Regions from separate parts of the Homo sapiens genome. Here region 1 is linked to region 2. A link is an interaction called in ENCODE POLR2A ChIA-PET data of the cell type or tissue named here. Cell type or tissue: PC-9. All regions are shown on one strand. Each heading gives the region's core, and the rest is flanking DNA. Links, peaks and the distances in the headings are about the cores only.

Region 1 (5,371 bases), core at 57-5,056, 390 kb before region 2:
TACCATGAAGTTTATTTTTGTTTTACAATAGATTTAAAATCCCACTTTAAGATAACTGGCAAAACATGCAAACATGGTACCAAGTCCAGGGAGAGGAAATGTAAAGGCTCCACACCTTCTGCACAGTTAAGTGCACCACAGACATCTTGATGGGGCTGGTGCCACAGTTTGGCAGGCATAAATATAAATGAAAACATTAAATGCTCGGTTGCTTTTCAGTAATGCCTAAAGTAGTCTTATTCACATCCCTATTTCAATATGTTAATTAAATTGTATACAATCACACTCTGTCCCTGTAATTTAACTAAAATTCCAATTTTCAAAACAGGATTTATAGGTTGACAGCTGCTGCTCTAGAGGAGAGGTGCCTTTTTCCAGAGGGCAAATCTGTGGCAGAGAACTCAGTCTTAAAGATCTAAATAAAGGACTGTTAACTCAGAGGTCATGCCAATCTGGACACAGACCTTGGTACATAAGGCCTGTTCAGAGGCTGGTGATCTTAACACAGATTCATTTCCCAAGCACCTGCACCAGCCCAACTGCTAGAGATGCAAAGATGACCAAGATAGTCTCCCTACCTCAAGCTTGGTTTAAGGAGACCCTGGATAAGCAGACAGGAAAATGGCAATAAATGTATGATGTCATAAGAATAGTCAAGACTTCTTCCTCCGAGTGGGATGGGGGGGTATAGAGGACTTTGACTATGGTTTGCCATATTTTAAGTTTTAAAACAATGACTATGTATGACTTCGTAATCAAAAGAAACTCTCAACACAAAAGGGGTTAGAGGTGATCAGGAATCTAACCCATTATATGAGGGCTTTAAGAACGCTTCCCAAAGAGGATACCTAGATGTTGAATCCTCAACTGGGTACAGAGATTATCTTAGAAGAATACAGGCCAGAATTTTAACATGGGGAGGAGGCAACAGGCTGAGAAACCTCAAGAACAGCTGTGCTTACTTTTTATACACTTACGCCAAGGATTTGGGGGCTGGAAAAATCTGACCTCTTGGTACTCTTGTTTCTACTTAGCTTTAGAAACAAATTCGTGCATCTGTACAATTTCCATCCTTATCTGTAAGAAAGGCTTCCTCTCCACCTCTTAGGGTTGTAGGGAGGATTCCACAGGCAAATGGGAGATGAAGCTTTTTAAGGGATAAAACACTTTATATAGGTCTATACCTTAACTGAAGTCGCTATGGGACCGGCAGTGGAAATGACATGATTTTGCCTAGGTTCCCCTACAAAGAGGATTCGACCACAAAAGATTTCAAGGCCTACACTAGTTCCATATGTTTATAACTCAGTTTAAGCTAGAGGCTGTTTTTCTGCAGCTCTTGCTAGCCAAAAACCTAACCACCTTACACTCCAGGCTTTGCCTTTGTTATGATTGCTAGATGAATTTCCTTGCTTCCACACAAAGGCTTGACAATCAACAGACGGTTAGGTGACAGCATTGACCTTATTGCTCATCCCAGTATATCTAAGGGGTACTCACAAACCAGCTATTAGCACTCTACATTGTAGGAAGTGTTTCTGAAACAGAGATATGGGAAGGATCAATATAAGAATCCTCCAAGATAAAACCTATCTCTGGGAAAAAGTGACTCCATTATTGCTGGAGTATTTGGGCTCTCCAGAGATAAACAGAACCAATAGATTACACATAAAGACAGTTATTACAAGGAATTGGCTCACAGGATTATGTAGGCTGAGAAGTCCCATGACCTGCAGTTGGGAGGTCTGAGAATCGGGAGAGCTGACAGAGTTAAGCTCTAGTTGCAGCCTGGAGTCCAGAGGGCAAAGAACACCTATGTCCCATCTCAAGCACGGTCAGGCGGAGAAAGAAGACTTTCCTGCTCAGCCTCCTTCTCTAAGCAGCCTCCCGTGGATGAAGCTCACCCACGCTGGGGAGGGCAGCCACCTTCACTCAGTCCACCAAATCTCATCCAGAAACACCCTCACAGGCACACCCAGAATAATGTTTAGCCACATATCTGGGCACCTGAGGACCAGTCAAATTGACTCATAAGTCATCATCGAGGCTGGGCATGGTGGTTCACGCCTATAATCCCAGCACTTTGGGAGGCCGAGGCAGGCAGATCACCTGAGGTCGGGAGTTAGAGACCAGCCTGACCAATATGGAGAAACCCCGTCTCTACTAAAAATACAAAATTAGCCGGGCGTGGTGGTGCATGCCTGTAATTCCAGCTACTTGGGAGGCTGAGACAGGAGAAGTCGCTAGAACCCAGGAAGCGGAGGTTGCAGTGAGCCAAGATTGCGCCACTGCACTCCAGCCTGGGTAACAAGAGCGAAACTCCGTCTCAGAAAAAAAAAAAGTCACCATCATACACGGGCAGATATGAAAACCTAACAGAGCTTACTTGAGGTTCAGGTACCATGGGGTGTTGTAACGCCCAAGCAAAAGCTGAGATCTTCAGGCTGAGGAGGAAGTGTTAAAGAACAGAATGTCAAAGGTTTCACAACACTTTGCTTCTATTTCAAAAGCTACATTCCTGCAAAGGAAGTGTAAAAGGACTAAAACTTAAAACCCATTCTCAAACTGGGCCCACAAGATCTTGGCAGAATAGACGTCCACCTGCCTCACAAGATCACCCAGTGCACAGCCTCCCTCAGACAACTTTTAGGTAGTCATGGCTAGAAACTGATCCGAGATGGCAATGCACAGCAACTGGGATAATCGGGGAAAGGAACTAACATAAACCTTCCTTACCTACCACATTAAGCTCCTGTGGCTTTTCCACCGCTAACACTGAATTCCTGCCACATTATGAGGAGCTAATACACAGTTTACTTAATCTTATTCCTCTTAGGTTAAACCATTTGCCTCAGAATGTAAATTCTCAGTTTCCCTGTAGCTACTCAACAATCTCAATGTAACTATGAAACCATATTTCATGGCCAGAGACCTATCAGCTTATGGCACATTTGGATTTCTTTGGAAAAAGAATTTGAACAGAAGATACTGATCTTAATTTAACTCATTTGTAAAACACAGGGGCTGTAAGTTGAAGATCACTGAACTTAAAAACAAGCTGTAGTCTGTTTACTACTCAACCAAAGCCTGAGTGAGTAGCATTAGAACAGTAAGTCCCCTTAAAACTCTGAGCCAGGGATTTTGTTTCTTTGTGGCAACAGAAACATTTCAAATGAACTCATATGTTAAATCTTAAGCAAAAAACAGATAAAACACAGCTATTCGTGGGATGGCCGAGAGCAATCCAATGCTACCAAAGGATCATGTTCAAGGAACCCTCAAGAGTTCTGTCCACAACCAGAATATCATTGATATACTCCAAACCCTTTTATCTGATATATGAGAAAACTAATGCTCAGAGACAGAAGCATGCTTGCCCAAGAGTAAAAATCCCTAAAGATTTTTCGTTGTTGTTTTAAAGTCATTCATTCTTGATGAATGTCACTACAAACAAGCAGAATTAAAAAACCAAACGCAGGAGGCTGGGCCAGTGGCTCACGCCTGTAATTCCCAGCACTTTGGGAGGCCGAGGCGGGCGGATCACGAGGTCAGGAGACCGAGACCATCCTGGCTAACACGATGAAACCCCGTCTCTACTAAAAATACAAAAAAAAATTAGCTGGGCGTAGTGGCGGGCGCCTGTAGTCCCACCTACTCGGGAGTCTGACGCTGGAGAATGGCGTGAACCTGGAAGGCGGAGCTTGCAGTGAGCCGAGATAGCGCCACTGCACTCCAGCCTGGGCGACAGAGCCAGACTCTGTCTCAAAAAAAAAAAAAAAACAAAAAAACAAACACTGGGGTGGTGGCTCACACCTGTAACCCCAGCAATTTGACAGGCTAGGGCAGGAAGATCATTTGAGGCCGGAAATTCAAATCCAGCCTAACCAATATAGTGAGAGGCTGCCTCTACAAAAAAATTTAAAAATTAGCCAGGTGTGGTGGCTCACACCTGTAATCCCAGTGATTTGCGAAGCCAAGGACAGAAGACTGCTTGAGCCCAGAACTTTGAAGTTAGAGTGAGCTACAATCGCACCACTGTACTCCAGCCTGGGTGACAGAGCAAGACCCTGACTCTAAAAATAAAAAAAATAAAATAGGCTGGGCGCAGTGGCTCACAAGTGTAACTCCAGCACTTTGGGAGGCTGAGGCAGGAAGACTGCTTAAGCCCAGGAGTTGGAGACCAGCCTGGGCAACACAGCAAGACCTTGTCTCTGTTTTCTTAAAAATATTTTTCTTAGGCCAGGCACAGTGGCTCATGCCTATAATCCCAGCACTCTGGGAGGCTGAGGCAGGTGGATCACTTGAGGTCAGGAGTTCAAGACCAGCCTGGCCAGCATGGTAAAACCCCACCTCTACTAAAAATACAAAAATTAGCTGGGCGTGGTGGTGGGCACCTGTAGTCCCAGTTAGGAGAATGAGGCAGGAGAAATCACTTGTAACCCAGGAGGCAGAGGTTGCAGTGAGCTGAGATCATGCCACTATACTCCAGCCTGGGTAACACAGCAAGACTTGGTCTCAAAAAAAAAAAAATTGTTTTTAAAATAAATAAAAATATTTTATTTAAAAAATAAAATATAAAACATTCATCTTGTGCCTCTGCCTCGCCTGTACTTCTAGCTTTGCTTTCAAACTGCTAAGCACACCTGGCCTCAATATCACACTTGTTCCCTCTCCTGCACCATCAGTGGCTCAAATGCCATCTTTCCCCAACCATCCTACATAAAATGGCACACTTTCACTTCACCCTGTGTTACTGTTCTCCATAGCACTTATCTGATATTCATGTTCTATCAAGTATGGCTGGGAGAGAAAAAAATGGAGAATAACTGCTTAATTTGCATAGTCTCTGGTTGGCATGAGGAAAGGTTCTGGAAATAGGTGGTGGTGATGTATGTACAAGAGTGGGACTGGGCCAGGTGTGGTGGCTCACACCTGCAATCCCAGCACTTTGGGAGGTGGAGGTGAGTGGATCACCTGAGGCCAGGGATTCAAGCCCAGCCTGGGCAATATGGCAAAACCCCGTCTCTACTAAAAAATACAAAAATGAGCCGGGCGTGGTGGTGCGCGCCTGTAGTCCCAGCTACTTGGGAAGCTGAAGCAGGAGAATCGCTTGAACCCACGAGGTGGAGTTTGCAGTGAGCTGAGATCATGCCACTGCACTCCAGCGTGGGTGACAGAGCGCAACTCCGTCTCAAAAAAAAAAAAAAAAAGATAGCGAATACTAAGGTGAAAAACCCCAACAGTCCAAATATGAACCTCGGCCATTACCACACTGTTTTCATTGGTGTAGCTTTGCAGTACATTTTGAAATCAGGAAGTGTGAGACCTCCAACTTGGTTGTGTGTTTTCAAGATTATTTTGGCTACTGGAG
Region 2 (5,371 bases), core at 166-5,165:
CAGTCACTCCATGCTCTTTCTCCAAAGCCCTGTAGGGCCCCTACTATAGTGCTTGCTCCTTTCTGTAACATCTCCACCCAAACGGTGCCCCCTGGGATGGGCCTAGAGCCAGTCCTCTGTGCTCAGGTCTGATGCTGGTCACAGGGAGAGGGGCAATGGCTGAAACAGAGCTGGGCTGGGGAGAGAGGGTGGGTGGTCGGGGAGAGGGAGAAAGAGAAGGCTTTGGGGGAAGTAGCAGCTCCTCTCCTCCCTCCACAGGCCCTGGCTTAGCCCCATGGGGATATGGGAGAGGGGTAGGATATCCCTAGATCTGGCTCCAGAGAGTCAGCTCTGCCTCACTGCTGCCAGACCGGGGCCTTTACTGTAACTTCCCAAGGGACCTGCTGGTGCCCCTCCTCCCAGGCCACAGAGGCATCCTGCATGGGGCACAGCTGCTGAGCTATGATACCGGTGGTGAGTGTGGGCCGCTGCACTCCCTCCACACAGCTATCTCTGGGCCTGGGCTCTGTCTTCATCACCTCATTGAACCTCCTAACAACCACCTTCACTAGTGGTCAAACCTAGCATTGCCTATGATGGGCAGACATCCGGATAGGACACACTAAGGCCCCGAAATCACCTCTGTAGAATTCCTTCCAAAAATGCACAGCCTGAACCCAGTCATGAAGAAATATCAGACAGACCCAAAGAGTGCACTGGGAAACAACCAACCTGGGCTCTTCAAAAACATCAGTGTTGTAAAACTATTGGTGGCAGCACTGAGCGCAGGTGCCACCTTTCACTGACTCCTCAAGCATGGAAAACTTCCTAAGACACTATTGCGACAGTTGGGGAATCTGAAAATGGACTGTATCCTAGACAATGTGGCATCAATGTCACATTTCTCCAGTGGTAACTGCGTTGTGGTTCTGCAGGAGAATGTCCTTGTTCCTCGGGGACATGTGCTGAGGGTGCAGGCACAGCAGCAGCACCAGGAGGAACCCTCAGTCGGCTCGGCGCACAAACAAAGCAGACAAGACAACACGGAGCAATTGTTGAAGCCAAGGGAGCAACACTGCTCAATAAGCTTTCCACTCTTCAGTATGTTTGAAATTATTTAAAAAGCTAGGAGGGAAAGTCCTCAAGATAACCCACCTTACTGATGAGGAAACTGGGATTTTCAGAAAGGGTAGCATTCTAGCCAGGATTCCAACACAGGTCTGGCTGCCTCCGAAGCTCTTGTTCTTTGAAGGTACCCTGCTACCCACATCCCAGTGTGGGCTGAAAATGCCAAGTGTGCACAATACCAGCCCTGCCAATGTCTCTCAGTAAAAGTTAATTTGGTCCTGGCAGGGGCTACTTTCCAGGCAGCTGGCTGGTGGTGCTAATGAAATCCCAAGGACAGGTTATTGGGGTTGCCCCAGAATCTGCTCCAAACAGAGCAGCTGGATGGTTGGAGAGAGCACATTTTAAAAGAGAAGAAAGCCAGTTTCATTTCAAACCCCAGAGGAACACACAGCCTCACAGCCCATTGTCTGAGGGCCTGTTATTTATGGGAACATAACAATATCCACAACCTCAGGGCTCATCGTGTCCTGTCCCTTTGGCACCAGGATGTGTTTTCACTTTTGCTCTATGCTGAGTTTCCAGAAGCCTCCCAGCTAAGTGGAACCATGGGTGATGTCCACTTCCATTGGGAACTTCAGGGTCTGGTGGGCCAGTCATCTAGCTCCTCTGAGCCTCACAGTGCCTTTGGGAGAAACAGGGCGATGGCCTCCTCTTGAAGGCTGCAGCAGGAGGAAGAGACGGCACATTAAGGACCTGGTGCCAACACAGAGACCACACATTGTGGCCCAACTGAGAATGGGAAGATTTCATGTAAAAATACAGATATCCAGGCTTTCTTGAAAAATTGGAAGTGGTAATGCCACCGTGGCTGTGCTACAGCCCAGCAATACGGGCATGGAGCTCAGGGGGCCCAGCCCCTTGGGTTTTCAGGCCTGGACTCCGGCACGTGTCAGGCTCATGCGGTGCAGGCAGATGAGGGAAGGGGCTGGCAGCCCACTCCCAACGCCTGCAACATGCTGGGCATCCTTGCACACTGGTTTACTCCTCACAGTCCTTCAAGACAGGATTGTTACCCCCATTTTATCAGATGAAAACCGAGGGCTCCAAAGGCAGTGAGCTGACCCAGGCCCTTCAGAAGGATTAGCAACAGTGAGAAAGCTTCCGGGAAGTGGCCCTGACCAGCAAGGCTCAGCTGAGCTACCACATCCAGGGAGTGATTTTAACATGCGCAGTTGTCATTGTTGTTTATTGTTTTTTAAAACTCCTCTTTCTTAAAACACAGAAAACTTCATTTCTTGTGTGTGTTGTGGACTGTACTTCTTTTTTTGTTTTTTTTTTTTTGTTTTTTTTGGAGATGGAGTCTCGCTCTGTCACCCAGGCTGGAGTGCAGTGGCGCAATCTCCTGGCTCACTGTAACCTCCATCTCCCAGGTTCAAGCAATTCTCCTGCCTCAGCCTCCCGAGTAGCTGGGACTACAGGTGTGTAACCACTATGCCCAGCTAATTTTTAAATTTTTATTAGAGATGGGGTTTTGCCACATTGGCCAGTCTGGTCTCCAACTCCTGACCTCAGGTGATCCGCTTGCCTCAGCCTCCCCAGGCATAGGGATTACAGGTGTGAGCCACTGCACTCAGCCTGTGGACTGTACTTCTGTGCCAAATGCAACCACCATCTGCTGTGACTGGCTGTAGCTGGAGACAGGACACACTCCAGCTGACCTTGTGCAAGGGGCTACACCCAGGATCTAGGCTGTGGCAGCACCATCCTGGCCCAGCCCAAGGGCATCAGGCCATGTGACTGGCCCCATGGAATTCCTGAGGCACGGCTCTCCCAGTGGGTGGTGGGAGGAAGAACCATTAGGCAAGTGATCGCAGGAGGCAGCTTTTCAGCAGAGCCCTAGCCTGAGCTGGAGTCAGCACGCGTCACCAGTGCAGAACTGCTTGGCATTCCAGATGAAATGGGTGACAGGAAAAGGGAGTCTTATTGTAGAGCTGGTTTCTTTGGAGGGCTGATGGAGCCAGTGATATGGCCAGGCAGGCAGTGGGGCCACAGCACCAACTGTGGTGCTTCACTCATCTCTGGGTCTGGTTTCAAGGCTGTCTCTCTCCCTGTAAGGTGGGAAGGGGACATAAGTCCATAATCGGCAGCCTAAGTAGGGGTGCAGCAATGTTGCAGTCTCACGGCATCCCTGAGGTAGGCCTTGTGGAAACAGGATGTGGCTCTTGCTTACAGGCACAGGAGTCCACACAGCAGGTGGCTGGTTCGATGCGGAGGTGATACTCAGGGCCAGCAGGAATAGCCTGAGCAGCACCACTGTGGCACCCTCACCTCCAGGGGCACTGAGACTCCAATTTGTCCTCAGACCCCAGTGCAATGCCACTTCCGAAGGAAGCCTTCCCAAGCCCAGACTCGGTTGGGGTCCTACTGTAAGATCTCATGGCATTGTGCACCTTCTGTGCACAGCATGCATGTGGCTGCCAATACACAAATGCTCAGGAGAAAGTCTGCCAGTGCCAGCATCCTAACTGTTACAGGCTGAACTGTGTCCCTTCAAATTCATATACTGGAATCCTAACCCCCAGACTTTAGAATGGGACTGTATTTGGAGGCAGGGCCTTTAAAGGTGTAATTAAGATGAAATGAGGTCTTTAGGTTGAGTTCTAAACCAAACTGACTAATGTCCTTCAAAATAGAGGTTGGGACACAGACACGCACAGAGGGACAGCCATGTGAGGACACAGGGAGAAGGCAGCCGTCTGCAAGCCAAGAGAGAGGCTGCAGGAGAAACCCACCCTGCAGACACCTTGATCTTGGACTTCCAGGCTCCAGAACTGACAGGAAATGAATGCCTATTGTTTAAGCCACCGCGTCTGTGGTATTCTGTTATGATAGCCCGAGTTGACTAGTACACCAACCCAACAGCCCCATGAGCTCAGGGGTCATGTGGGCTGTGGCTCACTGTGGTCTTTCTAGAACCCAACACAAGGATGACACATAACAGGGGCTCAAAAGCACACTGTTGAACAGAGGGGTGATTAGCTGTGAACTCCCGGGGTGCAGGGACTGTGTCTTGTTTGAGCCATGTGCCCAGAACCCAACACTATGTCTGATACCAGAAAAATACTTTCCACACACAAGAGTCAGTGCTTGGTAAAGAAGAGCTAGCTAAAGTCAGAGTGACTGTGTGAGGCCAGAGCCCTCCTGTCTCTGACCTTGAAAATCAGGACCCCAGCTCCTGCTCCTCCTCCTCCTCCTCTGTGCCCTCAGGCTGACTGCCAGGGCACTGGGGTTGGTCTGATTTCCTCCTCTGCAGAACTGGGGTGATGACAGCCTGGTTTCCCTGGGCTGCTGGCAGGATTGAGTGGTCAGACTACACAAGGGCGTGCTGCCTGGCACAGGGCATGGGCAGCAGCTGATTGTACTGCTGACATTGTCTCAGCCTCAGGCCCTGCCTGCTACCCTCCGGATGGCTGTAGGCCCTCATGCTACAAGTCACCCAGGCCAATTCCATTCCTTCTGGTCACCAGCCCATATGGACCAATGCCCCTGGCCATTTCTTAGAACCATAGTTTCTATTCTTAGAGTTACTTGCCTGGGACCTCACCAACACACTGGTCCCCCAAAACCACTGAAGGGGTGTGTCCCCAACTCCTGCAGGCCTGGCCCAGTCCATACTAAATGACCCATATTTCTAGCAAATAGAGCTTCTGGGACTTAGGCCCTGACAAATCTGCCACCTTGTGAACCTGGGTCTGAGAGCCCCTGACAATCTGTTGCCTGGTCAACAGAGAGGTGCATCAGCTTCTGGGCTGAGCTGAAGCACTTGCTGCTCTGCCCTGTACTGGTCCCGGGAGAGACATTGGCCATCCAACGGCTGAGGCAAAGCGGGGCATCTGGGGGATGCCTCTATGATTTGGCTTCTGTTTTCAATCAGGAGGGAAAGGTATAATCCTTGTTTTTGACCATGCAAAGTGCTTTCCAGGGTCAATAAATTGGAGAGGTCCTTGTGGCACAGCCAATCCCTGCTTGAAAGGTGGCTGGTTAATCTCCTGTGAAGCAGCCTGGCATGAATGCAGCACCGGGGCTCCTACAGGCATCGTTTCCCAGTGCTCTGTGGTAGGGACAGGGCATGGGTGGGAGGATAAAGTGAGGCCCTCAGTGGACATGTGAGCTACCCCACCAAGAGGAAGGGCTGGCAGGTGAGGGGTGGGTGCACACAGCACACAATTCCAGCCACCACTTAGGGAGCCCCTGCCGTAAGTGGATACTATAGGCAGTCCTCTCCAGGGATTCTATGATTAAATTTTCAGCCTTCCTGGAAATC

Evidence for each region. Peaks named below come from ENCODE experiments on the same cell type or tissue, not always from the same donor. Only the 100,000 strongest peaks of a DNase experiment are listed, where the experiment ranks them.
Region 1: POLR2A ChIA-PET joins it to region 2 with 6 read pairs; 1 of 35 experiments calls an interaction of 5 or more read pairs at or near these places.

What each region holds. Positions count from the first base shown.
Region 1 is chr3:128,756,684-128,762,054 of GRCh38, reverse strand. All of the region lies in intron 1 of RAB7A (RAB7A, member RAS oncogene family), which reads right to left. Among named protein-coding and RNA genes, the nearest start is that of RAB7A, 33 kb to the right of the region's middle. RefSeq lists an enhancer at 3,084-3,583. In PC-9, for the core only: no CTCF peak of the experiment used is centred there; a DNase peak (open chromatin) is centred at 2,484; H3K27ac peaks cover 1,057 bases.
Region 2 is chr3:128,365,462-128,370,832 of GRCh38, reverse strand. All of the region lies in intron 6 of EEFSEC (eukaryotic elongation factor, selenocysteine-tRNA specific), which reads right to left. Among named protein-coding and RNA genes, the nearest start is that of DNAJB8-AS1, 95 kb to the left of the region's middle. RefSeq lists an enhancer at 1,491-1,991. In PC-9, for the core only: no CTCF peak of the experiment used is centred there; a DNase peak (open chromatin) is centred at 2,852; H3K27ac peaks cover 789 bases.